Regions from separate parts of the Homo sapiens genome. Here regions 1 and 2 are each linked to region 3. Evidence: chromatin contacts called from ENCODE Hi-C or POLR2A ChIA-PET data. All regions are on one chromosome and are shown on one strand. Each heading gives the region's core, a stretch centred on a gene start or an enhancer-like site at or near the end of the contact. The rest is flanking DNA. Distances are from core to core; before and after follow the strand shown. Region 1 overlaps LINC00189 (long intergenic non-protein coding RNA 189). Region 2 holds the start of LTN1 (listerin E3 ubiquitin protein ligase 1). Region 3 has its middle 11 kb from the start of TIAM1.

Region 1 (4,195 bases), core at 769-3,268, 2.1 Mb after region 3:
GTAAAAAGTTTCTGCTGCTCCAAAAACACATTCCCATTTTGCTTATGGTCAATGTGTCTTGTGGTTTGAGATTCTTTCGCCCACTCTTACATTCAGGGAAGGTTATCACTTCTCCACAAAATTCCATTAAAGGAGCTTCGATAGGAGATGAGATCATATTTGCAATGCAGGAATTATTGGGCCTCTGCATCCACAAGTATAAGCATTGTGGTTACCACCTGCAGGCAGTATGACAGTCAAAATGACTGGGCAGATGGAGCCTGTTGCTTTGCTCCATCCAGTATGTCTTGCTTCTTACTTCTCAGTCGGTGATAAGGAGAATGAATGAGCAGGGTGATTTTCTATCAGTATATCCAAAATAGCCTGGCCCAGTGGCTCACGTCTGCAATCCCAGAACTTTGGGAGGCCCAGGCAGGTGGATCACTTGAGGTCAGGAGTTCAAGACCGCCCTGACTAACATGGTGAAACCTTGCGTCTGCTAAAAATACAAAAATTAGCTGGGTGTGGTGGCGGGAGCCTGTAGTCCCAGCTACTTGGGAGGCTGAGGTGAGACAATTGCTTGAACGTGAGAGGTGGAGGTTGCAGTGAGCCAAGATTGTGCCACTGCACTCCAGCCTGGGTGACAGAGTGAGATTACATCTCAAAAATAAAATAAAATAAATTCAAAATATTCGTGGTGCTTTCCGGATTTTAAGGAAAAGGGATGTATACCAAATGATTTCTAATAAGGCTTCAACTTATATTTCTAGGAAGACCAAAAGGAGGTGGTTGTATTTGTTCTTTTTTTTTTTTTTTCCTGTGAATAAGGAAGGAAACAGAAAGAAAGGTGTTTAAATAACAACATCTGAAATCTAGGTTCAATTGTGGAAGGATTTTTAAACCTATCAGTTAAATTTAGAGGTATTTTACTGAGTGAGACTTTTATCTTCCCGCATGGCAGGGTTCTAAAAAGTACCTGAATATTCATCAGAAAATAATGATTCACTTTAAACTCACAAATAATTCCTTTAAAAAAATGGACCCAGAAACTTCCTTCTGTCTTCTTCGTTAGTACTGATAGGTTATCTAATATTATGGTTAAAAATACAGACTCTGGAGCCAGACTACCTGAGCTCAAATCCCAGCTCTATCATTTTTGAGTTTGGTCAAGTTATTCAACCTTTTGGTGACTCATTTCCCTCACGTGTAAAAAGAATATTCATAGCACCTACATCAAAATGTTGCTGTAAAAAGTAGATATGTGAATTTAATGTGCCTGGCACATGGGGGGCACTAGATGTGATCGCTGCTAGTTTCAATAAACATCTTACATTTCACTTCTTTTCAGGATAAGATAGTTTAAATTTGACTTTCTTAATTTATTTATAGATGTGGCCTAGAAACACAGCATAAAGACAGAGAGAGAGGAACTTTTCTCTCTTCTTTTTAGGGTCTCACTCTGTTGTCAGGCTGGAGTGCAGTGGCGTAATCATAGTTTATTCCAGCCTGGCACTCCTGGGTTCATGTGATCCTCCTGCCTCAGCCTACTGGATAGCAAGGACTACAGGTGCACACCACCATGCCTGACCTAGGGGAACTATGAAATTCTACTATTGCTACTATTCTGTCATTTCTTATTATCCACCCATTTTATGTATTCACTCATTCATCCATTATTTGGCTTGTATTAAACACCTGTTATGGACCCTGCAAAGCGCAGGACCCTAAGGACACAAAGATAAATAAAATATAATCTTCAAGAAGGAAAAAGGACTCATGAACACAATGTAAGCACATCAGCGTCACGGGTCTTACGGTTTAAAACTAAACAGTGTGTGGTGGAAGTACCAGTGAGGGAGAGACTAATTCTAATCTGGAGAAAGGTTTAAAAAAGTTCAATAGAGAAGGGGATGCTCGGCTGAGTATGAAGAGCAAGGTTGCCCTGCAGTCTGGGTTGGTTTGATGACAGAGTCTTCCATGTAAAGGAGAACGTGGGAATAACCACAGCAGGTAACACAGAGGCCCTCCAACAACCTATTGGACTACACTGACACCAATTCTCCCACATGCTAGATAAAACAGCGTAAGGAAAAATGATTGAGCTTGAAAAAAGAAAACAGAAACAAACCCATAGGTTTAAGCAAGGAAGAGGGAAATTAAATACAGGCTAGTAAATAGAGCTGATGCAACAGCCTCTCACGGGGTTGTCAGGCCTGCTTAGCAATACAGCTGAGTTTTAATGTCCAGGCAGGAAGAGGGTAAGGACACTGACCCATGTGAGATCTGACATGGAGAGCTAGAGCTGAATCCTCTACATTTAGCCAGGCCCATCTGTTAAAAAGGAACTAGAAATACTCCACCCAAAAGCCTAGAGAGGTAGCAAGGAAGTTTGCCATCTACCCGCGACTCAGTAGGGAAAAAACGAGAAATTGCAAACCTAAGGCACACAAGCATGTAAGGCTCCAATTTATATTGTCCCCATGCTATCAAAATCCCAAGCTGGGACATTAACATAGAGCTGGTCTAGGACCCATAAAACCACTAGGAAACTGGCAAAACTGGTACTTCTACTACCTGGGAGTGGGAAGCGAATCAACCCCTGCTGAAAATGATCTCACAATAAAATAAGCAAATAAAACAAAACTCACCCACACACAGGCACACTAGGAAAAAATCCATCTCCACCACCATGAGAGTCAGTAAATGTAACAAGTCTGTAAAATATGGTTTAAATAATTAGGGAGATAAAAAAAGAAATAGAAACAACAATGAAAGAACAGGACAATGATGGAAAATGGCTACAGAAGTTCCTGCAGTGTGGTCCATTTAGATAATTACTTGTAATTCAGCATCTATAAAGCAGGTAGGTGGGGTGGAAAGTGCAGGGTTGTGAGGTAGTTGTGTGTATTGGTGGGGGACTGAGGGGAGAATGGAGAAGATGCATCAAGAGATAAGTCATGGAAGATCGAGAGGATTAAATTAAGTAAGGTCTTGGATGCCACCCTAAAAAAAATTTTATCCTTTAGCAAGGGGAAGACTTTGAAGACTTTTAATTAAAAAGTAATAAACAGATTTGTTTTGGAATATTCTCTTTGGCAGGAATTGGAAAATGATTGAAAGGAAACATGAATAGAGGAATAGAGACCATTCAGAAGATTTTTATAGTAGACCAGATGTCTTTAGTTCCAAGCTGCATTTATAGGCCCGAGAAATATTCAAATATATTTGTTAGAGTTCCAAACCTGGGTTTCACTGAGAACGTCAACAAAATCCCAAAGCTGAAGGACTACTCTCAACTTTACATTTAGGAAATATTGAATACACATGGAGCACTTATGCTGTCAGTTGGTGCACACGTTGGGCATACAGACATGAATAAAATATAGGCTGTGCATTTTCTCTTCTCCAAGTGCTCACAAACTAGCAGGATAATCAGACATGTAAATAAACAATCATTACACAATGTGATGTGGATAGGAGAATTATGAGCAGAGCACTGGGGAGACTGGAGGAAGTGGGATGTTGACAAAGGCGTTAAAGAGAAGAAGGCATTTGAACTGAATCATGAGGGGAGAATAACAACATTCAACATAGGAGGAATTTTGTAATTGCAAAGGCGCATAAATGTGTCATCAATATGATGTAATTCCAGGAAAATCTCATAAACCATATCCTGATGATATGCTGTCATATGAGTCATTACGTGAGATGAGAGGAGTCCAAAACTTGATCCTCAGGGAGCTTTTAACATATAACAATTCTTTATTTTGGAATATCATAATAATTTCAGAGGCATTCCATACTTGCTTTTTTTTTTTTTTTTTTGGAGACAGAGTCTTGCTCTGTCACCCAGGCTGGAGTGCAGAGACTCAATCTTGGCTCACTGCAGCCTCTGCCTCCTAGGTTCAAGAAATTCTCCTGCCTTAGCCTCCCAAATAGCTGGGATTACTGGTGTGCACCACCATGCCCAGCTAATTTTTGTATTTTTAGCAGAGACGAGGTTTCGCCATGTTGGCCAGACTGGTCTCGAATTCCTGACGTCAAGTGCTCCACCCGCCTCAGCCTCCCAAAGTACAGGGATTACAGACGTGAGCCCACCGCACCCGGCCCACACGTCCTCTTATTTTATCCCCACAATAACTCCGTGAGGTTGATCTTATTCTATCTACCTTGAGAGGAAGGAATTTCTTCATAAAATAGTAACTAAAAACAAGAC
Region 2 (4,103 bases), core at 94-2,593, 2.4 Mb after region 3:
TTTAAAATCAGGGTCCAGTCAGGAAAACAGAAATCACATTAGTTATTGAGAAATATTTTAATATGGGAAATTGGTCAAAAGGAATTATAAAAGGTAACAGGTAATCACTGCAGGTAGCAGCTACCATTCCTAGAGCTAGGAAAGGATGGAACAAAAGAAGTGGTTGGAGTCATCAGAACCTAAAAGCTTGAAGGAGGGCCCTGAACACCTTAGTTCAGGCCTATGAAGAATGAAGAGAGGGTGATGGCTGGCTGTTACTGGATCTCTGGAGCACAAAGAAGGGATCCCACGGTGTTGAGGCTCAAACTTCTGAGGAGGTGGCTCAAACATTGGCTATCTCAGGAGCTCAGGGGAGGGGCCGCATGAAAGTAGAATTCAGATCTCTGAGGAGAGCACTGACTGCTGCTGTGATCTCTGAGGGGTGCAATAAGGCTGATTCTGTGATTGTTGGAAAAAGGATAGAGATTAAAACCACCTTTTGGCTAAAGCAATTGCTCCTGCCACGGTAAAATGCAGCTGCTGCTGGCATGATGCTTACAGAATGGAGCAAGTCCCTTCTTCCTCTTGCCTTTGTTTCCCTCTTGTTCGTCCTGTTGGTGGAATCTAGCAGAAGCCCCCCCAGTAACATGGAGTTGAGTATAAAAGGGTGACTGCGTGGACAAGAAACAATAACCAGCACACATTTACTTGTTTCTCTGGTGTGATTCTGAGTCGCACAATCAATGGGTTACAGGATTTGTACATTTCAAATTTTAATAGGGACTCCCACATTATCCTCTTTCCTAAACTGCACGTTAACAGTTTCAATATGAATAAAAGGGGACGGGGAGGGGAGATTTAGAGAGAATAGTGCCTACAGCAGTAATCAAATTTTAACAAGACTTGGGAATACTGTCAAAATGCAGGATCTGATTCAGGAGTTCTGAGGGGCCCGAGTTGGCCTTTTCTAAAAAACGCCCAGGTGATACTGATGATTGCATCATGTTGGAAGTCTAAAACACTCCCATCTTCCCACAGCCTCTACCATAACATTCTAATGCTACCCTTATGTGAAACTGCCCCTCTGATGATTCACGCCAGTTTCCTACCCTCTAAGCAAGGAACAAACCTAGCTTCTGAAAGCGGGGAGGACAGGATTTGGCGCCACGGGTCCAATGCTTGGCTTCCTATTGGCCAGGAATGACATCACTCAGACAGGCGTGGCTTTAGCTGTGACGTCTCCGGTGGCGGATGGTCAGGGACACAGCGGGAGGCGGGAGCGGAAGTGGGGCAGCAAATGGACAGGGTGGGTGGCGGAAAAGGGCCCGGGGGAAGTTATTACAGGGTGTCCTCTTCCGCCGCCAGAAGCCGGAAGTTGTGTCCCGGACGTGTCAACCGGGGTCTGAGTGCTCAGAGTACAGCTGCAACCGCGACCATGGGCGGGAAGAACAAGCAGCGAACTAAAGGGAACCTGAGGGTGAGCGGGGGCTGGCTCGGCCGACCCGGGAGCCTCGCTTCGAGGCGGCTGGCTCCGCCCAGCGCGTTGCTGGAGGGTGTGTGGAGCGCGGCTGTAGGGAGGCGTGTGTTTCCCTGTCGAGTGTGACCTCTCTGTTGTGTGTGCGTCCCTGAGAGCGGTTTGTGTTATCTCTGAGCAGATTGGGGAATCGTGAGAGAAAAGATGTACCATGCCAGAGCTGTCCTCATCCGAGCACACACCCATAATATTCATGAAGAAATGATAATGTGTCAGGTTCACTGGAAGGTGATCTGGCCGAGGTAGCGGGTTGGTTGGGGGAGGGCGGCGCTGGGAAGAAGGAGAGTTGGGAGAATGTTAAAGTGAATCCACTGTGGAGGTTACCGCAGATTGTGCCTCTCCTTTGCTACCTACAGTGGCTTCTCCTAAGCTAAAGCTCTTAGGATGGTATATTTGGTTTCTGGACTGCCTGTTACCCCTTTCCATCTGCAGTCCCATCTTCAGCTCCCTCCTCTTGGCTTACTTCATCCAGCCACACTGATCTCTTCACTGTGCCTTGACTACCTGGCCGGCTCCCAACGCTCTTCAGTTAGGTGGCTCCAAACTTTGCTCTCGACACCTCAGTGAGGTCTCCCATGATCACCCTCTTGGTAGCCCTTCCCCACTCCCATGTTCTTCCTACTTTATTTTACTCCATTGTATTTATGACATTTATTGTCTTGGTTCACTAGGACGTAAGTATTTTGAAAGCAAATGTTTTTATCCTCGGAACCTAGAACAGACTGGCACCTAATAGACGCTCACTAAGTACTTGCTTAAGGACGACCTTAAAGTGGATTCGTGTAAAACTACACGATGAGGGGTTTTGTAATGGTATTTTTTTATGGTGTTAGATTTATTATAGCACAGTCCAATTTTATGAGAATGCTTTTTTTTCCTGTTTCTGATGTAGTTAATTCTAGTGATTTCAATGTCACATTTTCTTAGATCTGTCACTTAATCTGTTTTGGAAGATAATAACAGTATTAACAATTATAGCAACCTGTTGTGTTACTGTGCTAAGCACTTTACTTGCATCTTTTAATGTTTTTTATTTAACAGATTTTCTCAAATGTTTTATATTTGAAAAGTTCTTATGAGGAAAAGTTGCAAGAATATTAGAACGACATCCCATATACTCTTTACCTACATTTACCAATTGCTAATACTTGGTTGCATTTGCTTTCTCTCTCTTAATTTATGTATTTTTCTGAACTTATAAGAGTTAGTTGCAGAAGTCGGGACTCTTAACTCCTAAATACATCAGCATGTATCTTCTAAAAACAATGCCATTTTCTAGCCTGCAGCAATTATAATAATGGTTATAGTATGCAGAAACTTTGACTTTTGTATAATACTGTAATCCAGGATACAGCCTTGTATTTAGACTTCTGTAGTTATCCCAATAATGTTCTCTTTTTTCTTTTTTTTTTTTTTGTAAGACAGGGTCGCTCTGTCTCCAAACCTGGAGTGTGGTGGTATGATCATGGCCCACTGCAGTGTCAACCTCTTGGGCTCAAGCGGTCAGTCCTCCCACCTCAGCCTCCTTAGTAGCTAGGACTCCTGGCTAATCTTTTTTTTTTTTTTTTCGGGGACAGAGTCTGGCTCTGTTACCCAGGCTGGAGTGCAGAGGCGTGAACTTGGCTCACTGCAATCTCCGCCTCTCGGGTTCAAGTGATCCTCCCAGCTTAGCCTTTCCAGTAGCTAGGACTACAGGTACAGGCCATCACGGCTAGCTTATTTTTGTAGGGACAGAGTTTTGCCATGTTGCCCAGGCTGGGACTTTTTTAAAAAGATAAACCGTTTTAACATCTGAGATTCAGTCAAGGATCACTCATTCCATTTAGTTACCATTTGGGTTTCTTTGATCTAGACAGTTTCTCAGTACTGTTTAAGCGGGGAGAGGAGTGTCTTTTTTAACAAAATTTGGAAGAGCCTGGGCCATTTGTTTGATTAATTCAGATTCATCTAGTTTTTTCCTTATGATTAGATTCAGGCTAAACAATTTTTAGAAGGAATTCTTCATAGATGATGAGTCTTTCTCAGTGCATCACACACCAGGGGCACTTCGCACCTGTTTGTCCCCTTATTGGTGGTATTTGTTTAATTACTTGGTTAAGGTGTTGTTCATTATAAAGTTATATTTTTCCATTGGCCAATAACAAATAATATGTTAGTTTGAAACTGTGAATGTCCTGCTCTTCCACAAACTTTCACCTAATGGTTTGAGCACCCTTTGATTCTTGCTGGAATCAGTTATTACTATGGTGATTTAAAAACTTATGCTTAATCATGAAAACAACCCAACTAATGAATTAATTACTCATATCTCATTTTAAATGTGGTGAAACTGAGGTTTAGAGAAATTAGCTTGCCTAAGCTCATGTAGCCAGGAAGTTGTGGAGTTGGGATTTTAACTTTAATGTGGCAAAGTCTTCAATAGAAGACTCTGATACTGGATGTCAGGTATTCAGAGATAATAGATGTCTGCTGTTCTTGAACTATTAGTTTGATGATACAGACACATATGTAAGCAAATGTTAAAGAATTATGATGCAGGTATTAGAAGAAAGAATGTGGGAGAATGGAAGAGAATGGAGGAAGGCAAGTG
Region 3 (3,775 bases), core at 1,134-3,633:
GGATTTAACCAGATGTTTTTGCCAAAAGGATATGACCAAGTAAAAGATGGGCCAGGGAGTTGAGGGAGGGAAATTAATGACAGATGATGGAATCTACACTTCTCTTTTAAAAATTTTAAAAATGTTTATTCATTCATTTATTTTTTAAAGATGGGCTCTTGCTGTGTTGCCCAGCCTGGTCTCGAACCCATGGGCTCAAGCCCCATCCTCCTGTCTCAGTGTCCCAAAGTGCTAAGATTACAGGCCTGAGCCACTGCGCCCAGATGGAATCTACATTTCTTAAGGAGGAGCATGAAATATCGAAGCTATGAAGGGATTCTTGGAGTGTGTCTTATTCCATTGGTGCTGCTATAACAGAATACCACAGACTGGATAATTTATAAACAACAGAAATGTATTTCACAGTCTGGAGGCTGAGAAGTCTAAGATCTAGGCAACAGCAGATTGAGTGTTTAGTGAGGGGCTGCTTCCTCTGGACAGCGCCTTGTGGCTATGTCCTTACACAGTGAAAGAGATGAATGAACTCCGAGACCTCTTTTTAAAAGAGCACTAATCCCAATCCTGGGGGCTCCGATCTCATGATCTAATCCTCTCCCAAAGGCCCCCACCTTAGAATACCATCACTTTGGGGGTTAGGATTTCAACATATGAATTTTGAGGGGACACAAACATTCAGACCCTAACAGAGTATGAGATTGAGTGGTCTGAAAAGATGGGAGGTGTGAGCTGTGGGGGGGATGCATGACAATGATGGCATACGGGCAATTGGTATCTTTACCCTTTATTATTAATAATCTGTGTATTTCAGAGATTTGGCATGCAGTGTCTTGAACATCCTTAGTGAATGTATAAGTTGAAAACTCCAAGTGTTTGTGTATTATTGACATAAATGTCTATTTCTCCTATTGTTCCTTATTTCTTTCTTTGCTGTTAAGGATTCAGAAGGAATTGGTTAAAAGGACTTTTTTTCTATGGTTAAAGAAGAGACCTCAGACCTGGGTGGTTTTGATCATGCTTCTTGTCTTGAATTATCATCTCGGGGTAATGAATGACCGTTATTCAAATCATGCAATATTTGTTGAGAGTCTACCACGTATGAAGCCCTCTTCTAGGCACTTGCAATAGAACTGTGAGCAAAATGGATAAAAGTGCCTGCTCTTGTGGGGCTTATGTTCTAGTGGAGGAGAGAAACAAGAAAAAGAGTAAAATAAGAAAATATTCAGCATGTGTACAAAGGAGAGAAAAATAGCCGGGCGCGCAGTGCTCACGCCTGAATCCCAGCACTTTGGGAAGCCGAGGCGGGCAGATCACTTGAGTCCAGCAGTTTGAGACCAGCCTGGCCAACATGACAAAACCCTGTCTCTACTAAAAATACAAAAATTAGCCCAGTGTGGTGGCACGCGCCTGTAGTCCCAGCTACTCAGGAGGCGGAGGCAAGAGCATTGCTTGAACCTGGGATGTGGAGGTTGCAGTGAGCCGAGATCACATCACTGCACTCCAGCCTGAGCAACAGGGCGAGACTCTTTCTCAATAAATAAATAAATAAATAAATAAATAAATAAATAAATAATAAAGGAGAGAAAAATAAATCAGGGAAGTAAGAAAGGAAATGTGCCAGGGATGAGGGGTGGAGGTGGTGGGGTGGGGCCACTGGCCAGGAGGACACCTTCATTGAGAAGGTGATGTTGAACAAAGACCTCAAGTCTAAGGTTACCTTCATAAGCGGAAGATGAACAAGTTTGCACGGGAGCAAATAGACCAAGGTGGCCACTATCCTTAAGAAAACAAAAACCCATATTCATGCCAAAGGCCAAGAATATTGTTTTTGGTTATTGAAATGGAATGAGTCAGTAGTATCTGTGTGTGTGTTTCTACCAGACGGTTAATGGGCAGTTCATTAGCCGCTACCTTTTTTTTTTTTTTTTGGTGGTGGGGGAACAGTGTCTGGTGGGTGTTTCTGCAGGAGACTGCTGACCTCAGACCCAGCCGACCTGACTAATTTTTGCCAATGGAAAGTTATATGTGTAAGGGATTACAGCTCTTCTTTAATGGGCTGAGTTCATCTGTGGCCAGAAAAAGAACAAAGGCTCCCAGGGTACAGGGCTTTGGGAGGGGTGAGAAGTCTGAATCATAAGCCTGAGCCTAAGCAAGGTGTGTGAAGTTGTTGAGGCTGAGAAAAATAAAAGTCAGAGATGACTTATCTTGGCGTCTGCCAGCCCACAGCAAGGATTGTCAGCTGGGCAGGTTGTCAGCGTTGTGGTCCCATTCTGAGAAATTCCCTTTCTCAGAAACCAGGCATCTGAGAGCATAGGGTTGAACTTTGGTGTTTTAGGTGATGTGGTGAAGTGTTTGTCAACTTGCTGGCTGAGCCTCCTCCACACCGGTAGTAACTCTTGGTGCCTGTGCCAGGAACTGTGTCATCCTTGTGAGTCACCTGTCATGCATGTTTTACCGGGAAGTTGGGTGGTTCAGCTGCGAGCAAGATTCTGTTCAGTATGTATTTCTTTTGATTGTGAACCAACATTAGTACTTCAGGGAGGTATTATAAATAGGTCAGTGTAAAATATCCACCAGCCGTTAATTATCTCAGTCCAGAGTTTGAACTTGCCTCTTCGTGTGGTGGGGGTGTGGAGGGGGGGTCCTTGGTTCTGTGAAAGGGCCCCAGGAATACATTTAGGAATCTCCCACACATGCATTATGCATATTATTTGCCTCTTGTGCAATTGAGCTGGCTCACGTTAGATACCTTGTTCACTCACCTTTCTCAGACGGAGTGACAATTAACTTCCAGGAGCTTCATGACAAACCCTAAAATATGTTGCTTGCCTGCCACATTTGTCCTTAAGAGGGCATGAGGTTCTCCATGAGTAAGTGTAGGCTTTGGGAATCACACTCAGCCCTCTGACTTTGTGAACCCAGAAACTGAGATTCATGATACAAAGGGTAATATTAGTAATAATAAGGCCGGGCATGGTGGCTCACACCTATAATCCAGCACTTTGGGAGGCCGAGGTGGGCAGATTGTGTGAGGTCGGGTGTTCGAGACCAGCCTGGCCAACATGGTGAAATCCCATCTCTACTAAAAATACACAAATTAGCTGGGCTTGTTGGCGGGCACCTGTAATTCCAGCTACTTGGGAGTCTGAGACACAGAATCGCTTGAACCCAGGAGGCAGAGGTTGCAGTGAGCTGAAATCACTCCACTGCACTCCAGCCTGGGCAACAGAGTGAGACTCTGTCTCAAAAAAAAAAAAAAAAAAAAAGATAAATAAATAAATAAATAAAAACAAATAAATCAAATGTAAGGATGTCAAGGTTGTTAATGACAAGATTGTAGCCCAAATGCAGTAGTGAGGTTGGAGAGAGCTGGGGTCCCAGCCTCACAGAGACTAGGTTAGAATTTTAGACCTGCCTCTTACTTGTTGAGTGGCTTTGGGCAGTTCATTTAACCTCTCCGTGCCTCAGTTTTCTTTATCTGTTAAATGGGTCTAGTAATAAGTAGTACCTTGCTGAGCTGTCATGAGGACCAGGTAGAAAATTGAATGAGCAGCCCCTAGCCTAGTGGCTTTCACAGAGAAAGTGCTCAGGAAATGTCAGCAACTCATTGTCATCAAAGTTGTCTTCACATAGTTTTATGAGGGAAATGCTCTTATTCCCATTTTACAGATGAGGGACTGAGGCTTTATGAAGATTAAGGGATAGGCCTGTGACTGGAAGAGGAATTCCTGGCTGACCCGCAATTCTCACTTAGACTGCCTGGCACCCCTGCTTACGT

What was found. Hi-C counts contacts between places; a loop is a spot of excess contacts on that map. ChIA-PET counts read pairs that join two places held with the same protein, here RNA polymerase II (POLR2A). Pooled maps may share reads with other maps.
Region 1: POLR2A ChIA-PET joins it to region 3 with 12 read pairs in PC-9. The contact joins two enhancer-like sites. POLR2A ChIA-PET finds 5 or more read pairs at or near these places in 2 of 52 experiments (MCF 10A and PC-9).
Region 2: a loop to region 3 is called in a pooled map, with 6 times the contacts of the local background. The contact joins the promoter of LTN1 here to the enhancer-like site in region 3. A Hi-C loop is called at or near these places in 3 of 50 pooled maps. POLR2A ChIA-PET finds 5 or more read pairs at or near these places in 2 of 52 experiments (MCF 10A and activated CD8-positive, alpha-beta memory T cell).

Annotation. Positions count from the first base shown.
Region 1 is chr21:29,217,359-29,221,553 of GRCh38, reverse strand. All of the region lies in intron 1 of LINC00189 (long intergenic non-protein coding RNA 189), which reads right to left. Among named protein-coding and RNA genes, the nearest start is that of LINC00189, 26 kb to the right of the region's middle. Within about 2 kb of position 2,018, at least 8 of the 41 ENCODE cell types and tissues checked have a DNase peak (open chromatin) inside an H3K27ac peak, as active enhancers do; they include PC-9, where a contact is called at or near this core.
Region 2 is chr21:28,990,117-28,994,219 of GRCh38, reverse strand. LTN1 (listerin E3 ubiquitin protein ligase 1) reads left to right here and starts at 1,343. Exons shown (of 30, transcript NM_015565.3): 1 at 1,343-1,456. The coding sequence starts at 1,415. It overlaps LOC105372766 (a long non-coding RNA gene), which reads right to left and starts at 1,117. Exons shown (of 3, transcript XR_007067835.1): 1 at 1,089-1,117; 2 at 539-650; 3 at 39-438. RefSeq lists enhancers at 1,059-1,118, 1,429-1,538.
Region 3 is chr21:31,353,324-31,357,098 of GRCh38, reverse strand. It overlaps a transcript of TIAM1 not described here. Among named protein-coding and RNA genes, the nearest start is that of TIAM1, 11 kb to the right of the region's middle. Within about 2 kb of position 2,383, at least 9 of the 41 ENCODE cell types and tissues checked have a DNase peak (open chromatin) inside an H3K27ac peak, as active enhancers do; they include PC-9, where a contact is called at or near this core.